2 separate regions of the Homo sapiens genome follow, and region 2 is linked to region 1. Evidence: chromatin loops called from intact Hi-C (ENCODE). Cell type or tissue: GM12878. All regions are shown on one strand.

Region 1 (8,000 bases):
TGTGCCCTCTCTGTGACAAGAACTGCTCCCTGCAGAGACTCAACGACAGCTGTATCTATGCCAAGGTGAGTGTGGACCCTCACATTCTCCTCCCTGAGCTGTACTGAGAAGCAGGCTGTAAGAAGTCCTCTAGTCAATAGCTTTTTACCAAAGTTAAGTGTTCTCAAGAGTTTCAACCTTAATAAGTGCCATTGACAACTGAATAAAATGTCAGTCTATTGCAATTAGAAAGCGAGTATACTTTTATTTGAACATTTTTGTCTTCCTTTGTTTTTATAACTGATTTTTGCCACCATAGATAAACATAAACTTCCACATGTAATTATATCTAGATTCTTTTTAGCAAACAATTACTTCTATTGCTACTTACTAAATGTGTACGTTACATGAAAACTTATGAAGTTAAAATACTTCTATCGGTACGGAGAAAATGAAATAACATTCAAAAAATCCCCAAATTGCTGCCTGTTAGAATTAACTGAACGGCTTTTAAAACTCCTGAAGCTCAGATCAACCCCAGAACAATTAAATCAGAATCTTTGGGATTGGAACATGAATATCGGTGTATTTCAAATTTTCCTGGGTGATTTCAATGTTCCTTCAAGTTTAAGAAACACTGAATTCTACATTATTATTTTCGTTTGTAAAACAGTTTTATAGAAGTGTAATTAACATGTAATGAAATGTACCTACTTAAAGTGTATGAATTGATATATTTTGTTATATGCGTGCACCTGTGAAACCGTTAGCATAATCAAGATAATGAACATATCCTCTCCAAAATTTTCCTCACGCCCTTTCAATCCCTGCCTCCCTGACCTTCCCCTGTGCTCTAGCAGCCACCTGCTTTGTGTCATTATAGATAAATTTGTATTTTCTAGATTCTTGTGTAAATTGAATCCTGTGTATTTATGTATTTTTTTCTGGCTTCTTTCACACAGCATATGTATTGAGATTCATTCATAATGTAGCATTTATCAATAGATCATTTTTATTGCTGAACATTATTCCATAATATCTATACCCTGTTTGTTTATTTCTTTACCTATTATCAAAATTTTGGATTGTTTCAAATTGTTGCCTATTTTAAAAAAGTCTTCTATTAACATTCATCTACAAGTCCTTATATGGACAAATGCTGTCATTTCTCTTGGGTAATTACCTAGGAGTAGACTGGTTGGATCATGTGATAGGTATATGGTTAGCCTATGAAAACCCTGTTAAGCAAAACTTTTCCCATGTGTTTATATCTTTTACATACCCACCCATGGTATATGAGAATTCCAGTTTTCTGTGTAGTCACCGAGCCTCGGTGTGGTCAATCTTTATGAATTTTAACAATTCTAATGCTCTTTCTGTGTACGCTACCCAAGTCACTGTGCATAATGAGGGCTCCCAGTGGCTGGTCTGACTCCAGTCTCTCAAGTGGTGCTTTCCTTGACAGATGGTTTCCTTGCATACATACTCACTGAGTACTGCCTAGGTTATTCTTCTCTACACCCTGGGAACTCTTCAAGGCAGTAATCTGAGGAGTAATAATGTGAGCGTTGTTTGTTTTCCGTCTCTCAGGGATCATTGCCCTTTTTTGCCTGATGTCTACCATCTTGTAATCTGTTGTTTTATACATTTTGTGCATTTTGGGGGTGTTTCCAGCATAGGGATAAAATCAATCCCTCTTACTCCATCTTTTCCAGAGTGGAGGTCTCCATACAATTAATTTTGACAAGGCTGGGTGCAAAATCCAAAGCCACTCAATGTCCTTACTACAAGAACATAACTTAGTAAAGTTAGTTTCTGATTTATCTTGAATGAAGAACATGTGAAAAGTCTGTTTCGTTTATACTTTAATTTCAGAACAAATGTTTAGTTTTTCATTCTTTTAAATGTTCCATAAAGATGATAGAGACTTAGAAACATGGTTATCTTGTTTGGAGGCAGCATTTTCTCATCACTTTTGGCAAGAACCAAGTGTGTTAAGAGTTATTAGATGTATACACATATGTCTCTCTCCTAGCCTATGATTTTAGACATAAAACAGCCTAGGAATGCCAAAAAAATCCAGATACTTCTTCTTTCACTTGGACATATCTAATAACACACATTGGCATTATTTTAACACTGAAGACAAGAAATATCCACATATGGCAGAGTGATAAAGTAAGGAAGCCGTCCAAGGAAACACTACATCTAGGTTGCTTTTGTCATCATGCAGTAAATACATCTCTTCTTTTCTGAACAGAGAAAGGTACATTTAAGGACAGGGATGACTCACAAAGAATTCACTTAATAACATGTATAAGGAAGGTGGAAAAGTTAGCTTGCAAAGGAGAATATTGCCTTATGGAAGAATACAAGAAATACAACCCACTAGGATGAAATGTCTTTTATTTGTTCCTCTGACTAAGATAAAATGTAGCTACTTGTTTTATACTTTAAAAATAAGAGTTCCTCTTCCCTTATTGGATGGAAATCAACAGTCTATTTTACTATATATTTTTGAATTTAAATAGCTAATAATTTATTGATGGGTAGAATCAGATATAAGGGAGCAGATTTTTGCCAAAGGTACAAGCCAACCAATCTAGGATCATCTAGAAACAAAATCATCTGGACACATGATCTAGGGACTTCTCAATTCAGTTCCTTACAGAATCCATTACTGCTTGTGACAAAGAAAAATAAATTAAATTTTCCATATTATATTGAAAAGGCCATGTGTGTACATATAATTATTCCCTTTATAATTTCAGTGATATGTTTGCATGGAAAATAACTGGTCCTATCATATGATAAAAATTAATATTTAAGTACATTAATGTTTCCTTTCATGACTACTTTTATTTTAGTACTTAAAAGTATTGGAATTAGGATATTTTTGCAATTAAGTAATTTAGTGATATTTGCACACATTTAAATGCACTGACACTACATTATCAAACCCTGTGATGCTAGGAATTCTCATTTAAGGTGAAATAATTAGATAGAGGTCCTAAATTGTTTTTCATATAATTGAAAAATGACTCAACCCCTTGAAGTTAAGTCTTACTCATAATAATTTTCTCTTTAAAAAAAAACTTGTTTAACAAACATGTACTCAATACCCAGTATGAACCTCAGACTGTATACTGATTTGAGGTTACAACAGAAGTAGGAGAGAAGCTGTTCTTTTCAAGAAACTTCATGAAAAAAAAAAAGGAGTCTGTATAAGACTGTACATCAGATCATCTAGAACATTTGTTAAAAAAGCAGATTTCTGGACCCCGTATCCTGAAATTTAGAATCAATTGGTCAAGGGTGAGGCCTCAAACTCTCTATGTTAACAAGTTCCTCAGGTGACTCTAATTTCTAGGACCAAATTTTTTAAAAGATACGTGGAGAATAGTCTAATCAAGACTGCATTTTTTATGTAGCTTCTGCCCAGGTCCAGCAAATAAAATGGTTATTCAGGTTTTACCCTGCCCAAGAGGTAAGGAATGAGGAAGTGAAAGGGAGTGACCTTCAGCTTCAATTCTGACTCCCTGCCCTCCAAGTCTCCAGTAATAGCTCTGCATACATGGTTGAATCTGCCAAGGAGGCACCTTGTTCTCCTTATCCTGGAGAGACTTTAGTGGGATATAAGTGGCATTTTTCAGAGCCTTATGTTTTTCTGAACCTATAAAGCAACTTTAGAACAAGACCCAGCAGGTATCATGGAGAAAACATAGACTTTCAGCTTCCAACCTAATCAGATATATATCTCTTTAACAGTACCCACATTTTTTGATTTGTAGTCACACTCAGTTCTTCAAGAGAAATCAGGTGTCAAAGAAAATGGACAATTTGTACTTAAATCAAGCTTTTAGGCTAAGTTTGCTACCTTCTTTATATATTATGCCTAGTCATCTTAACAATGTTGAACAAGCCAGGCGCGGTGGCTCACACCAGTAATCCCAGCACTTTGGGAGGCCGAGGCGGGCGGATCACGAGCTCAGGAGATCGAGACCATCCTGGCTAAGACAGTGAAACCCTGTCTCTACTAAAAATACAAAAAATTAGCCGGGCGTGGTGGCGGGCGCCTGTAGTCCCAGCTACTCGGGAGGCTGAGGCAGGAGAATGGCGTGAACCCAGGAAACAGAGCTTACAGTGAGCCGAGATCACACCACTGCTCTCCAGCCTGGGCAACAGAGCGAGACTCTGTCTCAAAAAAAAAAAAAAAAAGTTGAACAAAATGCTTGCCATGGGTCCCTCTATTCATAAAGGCAAGCTGTTTTTCTAATAAAATAATTTAATGTATTACATATTTAATTATATGTGTAGGACAAGATTCTTTTTGCTTTTAGAAAAATCTGCTATGCTGCTTATGGAATTTTCTCAATATTTCATCTGGAGTTTCTTCAGTATAACAAGTGCTCTTGTCCTATTAGACAGAAGGCCAGTTATCACTTAATTCTTCTGTCAATCACCCATGATCTAAGCTTGAGCCATTCACAGTAAGCTTGACTCTTCCTTCATTCTTTTTCCCATTTTCATTCAGCAGCTCATATGTCAGCACCCTAAATAAAGCCCTGAACATCTCAAGCTATAACCACAGACCTCGAACTGTTCTTGTTGTCTCTATGATCTCCCACGTCATAATACATCCCATGTGTAATAGCTTGGTAAATCTAACACATGATTAAACACTGTCGTACTCTTCCTTAGAGCAAGTTCTGAAGTCTTCTCTAATGCTCCTTCTAGCTTTATCTCCCATTAGATGTATATAATCCCACATTACAAGAATATTACATGTACTCCAACTTTATCTCAGGAAGATGTTCCTAAACTATTAATGTTTAAATTTATTGACTTAAAATGCCTGAAAGATTTGTTAGCAAACCTAGTAAGAAAAAAAATGAGAAGCACTTTAAAGGAAAATACTACACAAACTATGATAAGTTCATGCAACACAATTGCTACTAAGGATGGCTTTTTATTTGCCACTTTTCTAAAAGCATGGTTATTTCTAGAGCGGGGAAGGGCCATTATTTCTTGGTGACCTTTAAATCCCCATGTGTAAAGTCTGTTCTAACACTCTAAGAGACTGTTTCCTGTATGATGTTGGTTTACAAAGGAAAACAGACAGCTGTTCAGCTGTTCAGCAGCCTCAGGTGTCTCTGTGGGACGTCTTGAGAAACAAAAATTCTTGACTCCCTGCTGGGTATAATTTTATGAGCTCTGTGGGAGAATTTCTTTATGATCCTTTTCTCTCCTGATATAAATGTACACTGATGATTGTTTTGAAAACCGATTTTTATATTAATTTTTAGAAATACCGTGCCTTAACCAACAATGAATTTTAGAGCCATATGGGACATTTTGCACCTATCCACCAACCTTCAAAGGGAGCGCATCTTTTCTATGATGATATTATCAATAATGCCACATTATAGGAAAATACATTTTATGATGACTTGCTTTACATATATTTTGCAGTGTGTTCCAGATGTTACAACTGAAATACGTATTACTGTTGTTTTAATGCTCCCATTGAGCACCCTCTGGATGTCAGATTGAACAAGGAGGACACCATTCCATTCCAACTTTCCTTATAATACTGTTCTTTAACCCATGATTGTCCTCACCCTCCTGTGAGGACAATGCCCTATTTTCTCTATCGTTTCTATGGAATTTTTGTGCTGGCCAGACATTTTTTGCCTTCACTGTGTTAGTTTAATTTCTCTCACTAAGTTACATATATACTGAGGGCATTATGCAAATGCAAACAAGCAAAGGTAAATTGAATTTATACTTTATTAAAATCAAACAATACAAGCCTTAAAATTTGATTCAATAACATTATAAAACTATGCATCCTTTATGAAGTTTCAGTTGATATCTGATTAAAAAACACTTTGTTTCATAAGTGTTCAGTGATTTATGAAACTTTTAAAACAAATTAAGATGGGATTTATTACATCTTATAGCCATTATTGGACCCATTCTACATTTTGAAAGACTAAGAGAATAGGGTTAGCTATGGGAAATGCTGGCTCACTGGAAGAATCCTGCATTTTCCAACTTCCCCACTCCTAGAAGTTTTGCTAACAGGAATTGCAACTAGGAATGCCTCACCTGAAAAACTAATTTCATACAACTTTCATTAAGTAGTTTGACAATCTGTGACCCACAAATACTTCCATAGAATGGTAGAATTATTTATAATCAGAAATGATGGTGGGGTATAAAGGGAATCAAGAGAGGAGAGAAGAGGGCTAATGTTGTTTCTTCACCTCTCCCCATGAGAAAAATCATGTGAAATTGTTGCAAGACCCATGAAAGGAATTCATATATAATATTTCTGTACTATAAAATAATATGATTCTATTTGAGAAAAAATCATAGTACCTGAGTGCAAACAGTATTCACTGGCTTATTATAATCAATTTGCATGACTAATATTTCTGTTTGTTTTCTACTCAGGTGACATATTTGTTCGATAATGGAGGGACAGTCTTCTTTGCTATTTTTATGGCAATATGGGGTAAGTACTTTCTTCATTACTTTCTATCCCTTATTTTCTGAAGCTGTTTCTGTGTTACACACACACACACACACACACACACACACACACACACACCATGAATCAATTCAAAAATAAAGCCTCTAGGTTGGTACTTGATTTGTTTGCTCTCTTCATATATTCAGTGCTTCTTTAGGAATTTAACTCTTGATCTCATCCTCTAATCTCTAAAACCTAGACTTTCCTACATCAAGGAACATATTTTTTCTACCAAAGGAAGGTGGTAATTAAAAACAAACTGAAACATACTAGAATCCAAATTAATCTTCTTATATTATTGATTATGAAACTGATGCTCAGTAAAAAGTTGTTTGATATTTCCATTCATCTTTTTTAACCTTATGGTTCATACATTTAGGGATGCAGAATCTATTCCATTATGATTGAGCAATAATGTCTAATACATAAGAAATCCAGTTCCTATCTAACAACTTAAAACTGTACAAATTATGTACAGGTATATTCTTTGGTTAACTTTTTTTTTTTACCATGATTCTCATTGAGTTTTTAAGGCACCCAAATAATTGAAGCCTAAGATATATTAAGACAAGTTAAAATTCCCAAAACCTTTGAAGACTTTTAAAGAAGCTATTACTTTCCTGGGTAGGGTCAGCTTTCCTGCCATGGCCCCGTTGAATGCAGTCATTGTCAGCTTCATAACTCAGTGGGCTGATCATGTGTGTGCTGATCTAGAAAATTATAACGTACTAGAATACAGGTCTGTCATTTCTATTGCCTCAATTTCCCAATAACAGAAACTCTGGGCTATGTCCTCTTTTTAGCTTTAAGTCAAATTTTCTTTAAAAAGCACCCTTTCAATTTTCATTTAAGAAAATGCAATCTTGAATTATGGTACTAGGGCTTCAGGCAGAGCAGTAAAGAGTCATCTTCATTGTTTTAGAATTTTTTGGTGGAATAATTTTTATTATTTAGTTATGAGGCAGGGCTGTAATGGTGAAATCTTTTAGTTTTATCTGATTCCACAAATATTTTCTACTAAGAAAATACTACTAAAATACAAATTAAGGCTACTTAGTAAATGCCTCAGGATGGCCAAAAATTGTAAGAAAGAAAACCTTTGGATGATACATCCTGTCTACATTTCTGCTACTGGTCTCCTGCTTTTATGATTCTCCTTGACAAAATCCACGTGACAGTAATTTTGTGTAACCTTTTGAAAGATGAATTTGTCAAAAGGCTAGGATGTAGATGACACTTGCTGTTTAACGCCTTTTTGCTGTTAGTTCTATACAGAAGTACGAAGTGGAGGTATGTCATCCATAGGAATGCCATCACGTGCATTTTCTTCACTTTCTGGCATGGCTGAATCATTCAAAGTTGGATTGTAGTAGCTAGAATTCCCAAAACTCACATCATAAGGTTCCGGTGCATTGTCTAATCGCAGAACTAAAAAAGTAACAAAATAATACTGTTTCACAGTGATACTCTGAAAGATTCATGT
Region 2 (8,000 bases), 220 kb before region 1:
TGACAGAGCACAATACAGAGAAACTCACAACTGGCTGAGCTGAGGGACCTATTTCGAAATTCAAAGGAATAAAAAGTCTCCCAGTGATGTAAACATCAGAGTTTCTTACCTCTCTGGGGAGCAAATGTTAGCAGGGGGGCTGCAAAGTTAATTACTTAAGGAGGACAGGAGACAGGTTGTGAGTTGTGGGGAGCAAGAGCAGCAGAAACATGAAGGGGAACGAAACCCTAGGTCCAAAGAGAAAAAAGAGAAAAATTGAAGTTGTAGCAAGACAGGTATATGGGTAGGGGGGTTGAAGATCTATGCATGTAATAAGGATAAAATCAACACATATCATTGATAAAGTATGAAAATGATAAAAATATATGAAAGTATAAAAAATATTACCCTTTACTCAACTTGCAAGCATGATTACTCCAGACATTTTCGCATGTTTATTTCTAGGCTTTTTTTTTCTACTTTGGAAAACAGAGTCAAGACTGTACTGTGTATTATACATTAATCATGCCCCCTCACTAAACATTATATAAAATACACATTTTGCATGTCATTAAAATTTGGAGAAAAATGTTTGAAGCTAAAAATAGTAGGAAAAAGCAACCCAACATAGTTCATAGTTAGCTTAGCTTTCCTTAATGAGGCTACTTGCTATCCATTCTTAAACTGTCCACAATGGAAATGTCAGTCCATCAAAATGCTTCCTTTTACCCCAACACAGAATTTTTATTTTGAGTTAAAAAAGAGGGCTTTTGCTCAAACTCTTCTTTCTACACTTCCAAAACGTACTTTCTTTCTTTACACACACACACACACACACACACACACACACAGAGAGAGAGAGAGAGAGAGGAATCTTTTTCTCTTTGCACTGCCTTTCTATAAAGCAGATGGTGCTTCAAATTTCCTCGGCCCCTCACAAAGCTGTTCCTCTAGCAACCTCCCCTAAAAGACTGATTTTAAAACAAGCAAAGATGTTCTTTGAATCCCCTGCTAGTCAATCTGGCAGTCCAACCTAAAATGTTTCTAATTTTAAGAAAAGTAATTAACTTTATGACAAGATAGTTTAATCATAGCTGCACCAAGGAGGTTAGGGTGCAAGGGTGTTAGAAATAATAACAAACATTCTTTCCTTGGAAAAAAATCCAATGAGGTTCAAAATCTCAACTCATTTCTAGTTCTGGCAGATACATATTTGCCTCCTGCTGGGTTTTGGATCAGGGAGTAGGTTGGAGAAAATCAGGGATCAACAGAAAAAGATCTTAGGAAGGTAAAGGTGATACCTGTGCCTAGAAATGTGGAATAGAGGGACTTAAATTTTTTTTTTTTTTTTTTGAGACGGAGTCTCGCTCTGTTTCCCAGGCTGGAGTGCGGTGGTGCGATCTAGGCTCACCGCAAGCTCCGCCTCCCGGGTTCAAGCCATTCTCCTGCCTCAGCCTCCTGAGTAGCTGGGACTACAGGCGCCCGCCACCGCCCGGCGAGGGGACTTTAATTCTTTTAACTAGTCCTGCTGACCAGGGATTGAATTAAAGTTTAAATTTCAAAAATATTTCTGATTCTAAAACCGGTGATTTAAAAGGGGGTTTTAAACATTTAAATGAGATCTACAGGGGTCATAACTGACTAGTAAGTATTGGGTGTTAGTTTTCTGCCATTCTTAAATTCATTGTCTAATCCTCACGTAGGAGAATTGGGTTGCATTAGAATCAATGAGTTGGTTCACATCAGAATGATCTGTAAGCTGAGTTCTATCAGAATTTTAACTCTGGATGAACAAAATTTAAAAAAAACATCCTCGAGCAAGTCATTTATTCTTCTCGGTTTCAATGCCCTCATCTATACAATATCTGTATTAAAAGCCCTTACGGAGACAGTCTCTGAACTGTGTTTTAGATCTTCATTTGGAGGTGAACTCACACTGAGTTCATTGTCTGTAACCAAGTATTTCTTCAATGCCTGCATACTGAGCTCTTATTGAATGCTCAGCATTTCTTTCTGGAAAGACCATTATGATACATTAAAGAAGGTAGCACATTGTTTGCTCTTCCTCCCACTGAGAGTAGAATCCAATTTCGCTTTTTGCTTCAGATGACTTTAAGACCAGTTACTGAACAATCAAGAGAGACTCTGAGAGATAACTGCCTGTCTGAATCTAGCCCACCTGCAAAATCCATAAGTAATAATAATAAATTTTAGTTTACAGCTTAGTTTCAGGGTAGTTTGTTATGCATCCATAAATAATTGGAGCATCTGTTTGTTCAAAGCTATATTCCCCTCATTCTTTTGTATCATGCACCACAGATGAATCAAACAGCATACAATAATAACTCAATATTTTTGAGGTATCGAAAGTTTGGAAATTTCTGCATATTTTTTATCTGCTTTTATTTGGATTATTCACCTGATTCTGAGTTGATTCCATAAAACTTCAAAACTGAGGAAGCAACGGACTCTCACGATGTGTCTGTTCAATAACATCTTACATCTTCCAGGAAGAACTTAGGGCTTTGAATCAGGGAGCAGAGATAGATGGAGGAAAGGAGATCCTACTGAAAAATGTGTTCAGCTAGCTTCTGGTCCTATTTTGGCCACTGCAGTTTGGTCTTTCAAAAGTTACTTCAAAGTGGGAGCTGAATGATGAGAACACACGGACACAATGGGGGAACAACACACACTGGGGCCTGTTGGAGGGGGAGGGAGAGCATTAGGAACAATAGCTAATGGCTGCTGGGCTCAATACCCGGGTGATGGGGTGATCTGTGCAGCAAACCACCATGGCATACGTTTACCTATGTAACAAACCTGCGCATCCTGCACATGTACCACGAACTTAAAATACATGGTGAAGATATAAATAAATAATAAAATAAAACTTCTCAAACTAAACAAAAAGAGTTACTTCACTTCTTTGGGTATCGGGTGCCTTCTCTTTCAAATAAGGTGTTGATTTATGTGGTCTTGAGAAATCTTTGTTGCTCTGATCTTAAGTTTCTTTTTATAATATTAGAATCATAGTTTACCTACATTACAGGGCTTTTATGAAGATTAAATCGAGCATCGTGGGTAGTGTTTTTTCAGCCCCTGTGACTAAGTAGGTTATAAATGGTCCTCAGTCATCATCATCATAAATGATTCAAGGCCTGAATGGCAGAAGAAGAAGAGGAAAACTCAAGTGAAAAGTGCTAGACATAGAACACAGCTTACCTAATAAAACATGCTACTGGCTAACTAAGCTGGGGTGGCTTTCTGCCCCCTCTACTTAAATTTAAGAAAGAAAAACAGAAACGTCTCTGCATCTGCCACTGCATACCCTCTCAGAGCACAGACCAACTTTGCCCTTCCTTAAAAGTCCCAGGGTTTACCTACCAACTTTTAGGAAATAAATAACCAGCCTCAAAGCTTGGCAAAGAGGGCATCAGTATCAGCTCTAGAGGTTTGCTCCGATTTATATCTCCTCCTCCAGTAAAGTCTTCTGCTCCCACTCCCAGCCAACCCCGCTCAACGCCCACCCCTCACTGTGGCACTGGACGCGCGGGGGATGCGGGGTTGTTCCCAGAGTAGCCGCTAAGGGGAGCCGGACGCTAGACCGCCCTCCCGCGTTCCCATGACAACGACACCGGCGGGCGCGTAGCCTGGAGAGCGAAGTGCCGGCTACAGCAGGTGTCGGATTGCAGTGCGCTCGCTGAGGCTCCGGACCTTGGAGCGTCTAGAGTCTGGCTACTGTTCCTCCGCCTCCCTCTCGGGCAGCTCCCTAAGCCGGCTGGGACGCGCAGAGTGAAAATGGTCCACCATTCAGGCTCCATTCAGTCCTTTAAACAGCAAAAAGGTCAGTTGGAATCTTGCTCCCCTCTCCCTGCGGGCGTCACTTCCCCCCTGCATGCCCTTGCAGTTGTGTAGGAGCATCCTTTGCAGGCTTATGCGACACAGAGGTGGGGAACTCTGTGAAGTTAAAAAAAAAAAAAAAATTAAATTCCTCTTCACTCTGCATCCTAGATGAGTGATTTTCTGAGCCTCCGCACAGTGCCTGGGAGTATCGGAATTCGTCATTTCAGGACTTGACTTAATGTATATCTCTGTGAAGACTGTTTCAATGCACTGCAGTAAACCCGCTTAGTAGGGATTGTCCGAATAGCTCAGTAGAGCTCTGAGGGGTGAGGACAGAAATGTTCAACAATATCTGCCGTCTTCTGTGGTTCAAATGTTGAGTAATCTTCACAAAAGTGTGTCTACTCCTTGAGACGCATTTACACAATCATAAGATAAATGAATTCTTGGGGGAGTTCCAGAGTTGGCCTGTTGCAGTTAAAGGGGCTCTGTCACTTCCTTGGGAAAATTTATTGTTTGCCCATGTCCCATGCTTGATTCTGGGTTTCAAGTTCTTGAGGTTAGGTTTCTCTTCTAGGGGCTTCGTATTATGTCTTTTAGTTTCTCCCTCAAGTTTCTTGCTGGGCATAGTGACAAGAATCTGTATGTTCAAGTTATCCTCACTCTTTGATCTTTGTTTCTTATTTGGTTTAAAAGGCTTTTTACAGAGCATTTTTATTTTGAGGCACATTCACAGTTTTTGGAGTTTTATTATCCAGAAGCATTAATTAACACAATTGCCACTTTGCTGAATTAATAATGGTAATTATGATACAGTTAACCATAGAGTGCCTTAGATGTGTGAATTCTGGAATGCTGAATTTGTTCATTCAAAGTAAATATTTACTTAAATATTCTCATCCCCACCCTCCAGATATTATTTGTATTTCTTTCATCAACAGTTGTTTTTATGTAGCTCTTTGACTTTTTTTTTTTTTTTGAGGTGGAGTCTCGCTCTGTTGCCCAGGCTGGAGTGCAGTGGCGCGATCTCGGCTCACTGCAAGCTCTGCATCCCAGGTTCATGCCATTATCCTGCCTCAGCCTCCTGAGTAGCTGGGACTACAGGCGCCCGCCACCAAGCCCAGCTAATTTTTTTGTGTTTTTAGTAGAGACGGGGTTTCACCGTATTAGCCAGGATGGCCTCCATCTCCTGACCTCGTGATCCGCCCGCCTTAGCCTCCCAAAGTGCTGGGATTACAGGTGTGAGCCACTGTACCCGGCCCTTGACTTTTTTGTTTGTTTTTAACAAAAACTAGATTAACACACAAGAAACAATTTCGAAGGGATTCCTGCGTAAGACAGAATATGGGACTGACTGAGTTTCCAGTTCCATAATTCTGTACTCAGTTCAAGCCCAAGTTCTCTAGGATGTTTCAAATATATGTTGAAATTGGGAGTGATGTGTGAGACTGTAGGGGTAGACAAAAATTTCACCTAGTATGCACTTCTACTTCAACTCTAAACATTTCAAATAAAGTTAAACTGCTTCAAGAAGTTGTGTTCTCTTTAATCATGGTTTTAAACATACATAAACTTTCAGAATGAAGACAAAGATGATAGGAACTTTGCAACAGCCTCACAGAATAAATACCTCCACTGATGCATTGGCTATGGGTGACTCATTTCTGGGATCTGGAAGCTTCAAATGGCCCCCACAACAATGTATTATGTATGGATACATGTTGTGTTTTTAAGAAGGAAATAATTGACAACTGTAGGTCCGACCGTCATTGCTCAAAGAGAGTGATAAGAAATTGTGCAATTGCTGGCATTTCACATTGTTTCCTTTATGATGCATTATGAGCCATTTAATTTCAAGTCTTCCTTTACTCTTTGGCACAAAAGGCAACTTCAGCAAAAGGATACAAATCTAGAGGAGGAGTACTCCGGTAGGAAGGAAGCAAGATTCATTTTAGCTAAGTGGTTCTGGTTAATGGCTTCTTAATCCTGCATGGGCATTAGGAAAAAAACAGACCAAATTGAGGATTAGCTATTTTTATTCTTCAAATAGGAAGAAGCAAAATAATTCTCTAGATGTGATCTGTCCTAGGAGGTATGCAACAACAACAACAAAACATTCAGATGTGCTTTTCACCATAAAATTAACCTGAAAATTGCACATTAAAATGGAGAAAATTCTGTAGTGGAACTCTGTACTCCTAGGTTCTAAGCTTGCGTTTGTTACTAGCTGAGAAATCTTCAACAAAGTGGTTAATTTCTTTGGACTTTGCTTCATACATAACATGAACAGAATACATTCCTAATCCCTTTGGCCTTTTCTGTCTCTCTTCCTCTGTTTAATGGGAGGGACGGTTTGCATATGAAGGCAGAGATGATTTCTTCTGTGACCAGATAAAGAGGAGAGCCTTGCTTTTAGTTTACTTTTACGAATTAATTTAGCTGAAAAATCCAGTTGATGGAATTTACTTTTGTTTTATTCAAGTGAGCTCAATGTCTCTTTTAAAAATTTTGATTTCAACTTGAAAATATCTAGAAATAGCCTGATATAACTAGAAATCACCCTTGTTATATTATTTTTAAAGTTTCCACCCTTAATTGAAAAACAGACACACTCAATATTTAAACTCTACACAAGGCATAGGGATTCTCCTTTATATATGAGAACTATGTATTAACCAATCCCCGATCAAAATTGGTTTTGATAGGTAAGTATAAGTATAGTATAGATAAGTATAGATGCCAGACTGGTTATCTGGGAAATGAAATACTGTATGTAAGCCCTAATTTATTAATTTAATCTCTGGTCTTTATTTTGAGCCCTGGATATTAATCCAATATATTCTACTTACAGGTTATGTCATTTAATATCACTAAGCCACAGTAACTGCTTATGTGAAATGAAGATAATTATGTCTATCTTGCAGAGTTATAAGGTGTTTAGCAGTTTGTCTGACACACAGTTGGGGCTCAAAAAATTTAGTGATTTTCCTTACTAAAATTCATCTAGGCTCATTCACCTTTGGTTGGCTCTTTAGTAGTATATTGGACTCTTAGCAGTTCCCTTATAATTTCTTGCCTTTTTTTTTCTTTTGCATCACGCAGCTTTATTACTTTGGGATTCATCTTAAGGAAAACAGTGGACTCCAGACCATCTATGGATGGTTTTTTAAAATAGTCTGGAGTTAACTATCACAAACTCTCCTCAATTCATATGTCCATCCCTCAGGAAAACTTCCAAAAAATTCCCATAGAAATTTTTAGGTTTGTAATTAACTTTATAATCTAAAATGTTTTTGCAAGAAATGGTATTTATTTACTGTCCACTCTTAAGTACCATGCTTTTGCTGCGTGTATGCCAGGGACTGTGCTTAATAATAGCATTATTCAGTCCTCTTTTGTTGCTGAATCTGTTGCTGCAAAACCCTCCTCCTTAAAGGACTTGCTACTATAGGAAGTTTGAGAGATTTGCTAAACACCTTTACGAGAATTGCAGACAACTCTGCACTTCTGTAGGAAAATGTTGACGTTTTGTTTTTTGGCAGTGCCAGTTGTGTTTATGAAGAAGATATACACAAATAGTTTTGAATTTTACTCCACTGTAAATTTTAGATTATCTTATTAGGAGGCTTAATAGGAAGTAAAAAGTGAGACATCTGTGCAGTGGTGGGGAGGGGGAGGCAGTCTGCTTATTTTTGATGTCCCAAGGGTAAATTGGAGTGTATTATGGTTATAGACAACTGGGAGCATATGTTTGCTTTTGTCTTAGCACATCTTGTAAAAACACATTAGCTGACACATCAGCAGTGATTTCTGGGGAAAGTCCAACTTTCTTCCTAGCCTGGCTTTCCATGTTTTGCTTGATTTATGATGAGCTCATGTGTCATACAAGGGTGGGCAAGAGAAAGACAATGATAGTTTTGGCTTCTGGTGGCTGCTCTTTACCAATACAGCTACCAAGACTTTTCATAGAACCATAGATCAAATCAAACACAGCCTGTCCCAAAAGACTTTGGCTTAATGGGATCAGCTAAGGCTGTTAAGTGATTCATCATTATCCTAAAGGACATTTGGTTAAAACAGAGAGTGTTTTTAGTAATTCCATAGAAATAAGCATTTACTACTCACATAACTCATTTAATAATAAGAATGTTTTACACTTATATGGAGACTTACAGTCT

Evidence for each region. Hi-C counts contacts between places; a loop is a spot of excess contacts. Peaks named below come from ENCODE experiments on the same cell type or tissue, not always from the same donor. Only the 100,000 strongest peaks of a DNase experiment are listed, where the experiment ranks them.
Region 2: it touches region 1 in a loop (2.4-fold over the local background); 2 of 110 quality-filtered maps call a loop at or near these places.

What each region holds. Positions count from the first base shown.
Region 1 is chr11:26,553,281-26,561,280 of GRCh38, forward strand. It overlaps ANO3 (anoctamin 3), which reads left to right. Exons shown (of 27, transcript NM_031418.4): 13 at 1-65; 14 at 6,439-6,499. It overlaps MUC15 (mucin 15, cell surface associated), which reads right to left. Exons shown (of 5, transcript NM_001135091.2): 5 at 5,752-7,945. The coding sequence ends at 7,785. Among named protein-coding and RNA genes, the nearest start is that of MUC15, 15 kb to the right of the region's middle. In GM12878, no CTCF peak of the experiment used is centred here; a DNase peak (open chromatin) is centred at 3,474.
Region 2 is chr11:26,328,499-26,336,498 of GRCh38, forward strand. ANO3 (anoctamin 3) reads left to right here and starts at 3,632. Exons shown (of 27, transcript NM_031418.4): 1 at 3,632-3,823. The coding sequence starts at 3,778. It overlaps LOC105376598 (a long non-coding RNA gene), which reads right to left and starts at 3,476. Exons shown (of 3, transcript XR_931138.3): 1 at 3,364-3,476; 2 at 3,022-3,137; 3 at 1-227. In GM12878, a CTCF peak has its summit at 3,561; no DNase peak of the experiment used is centred here; H3K27me3 peaks cover 498 bases.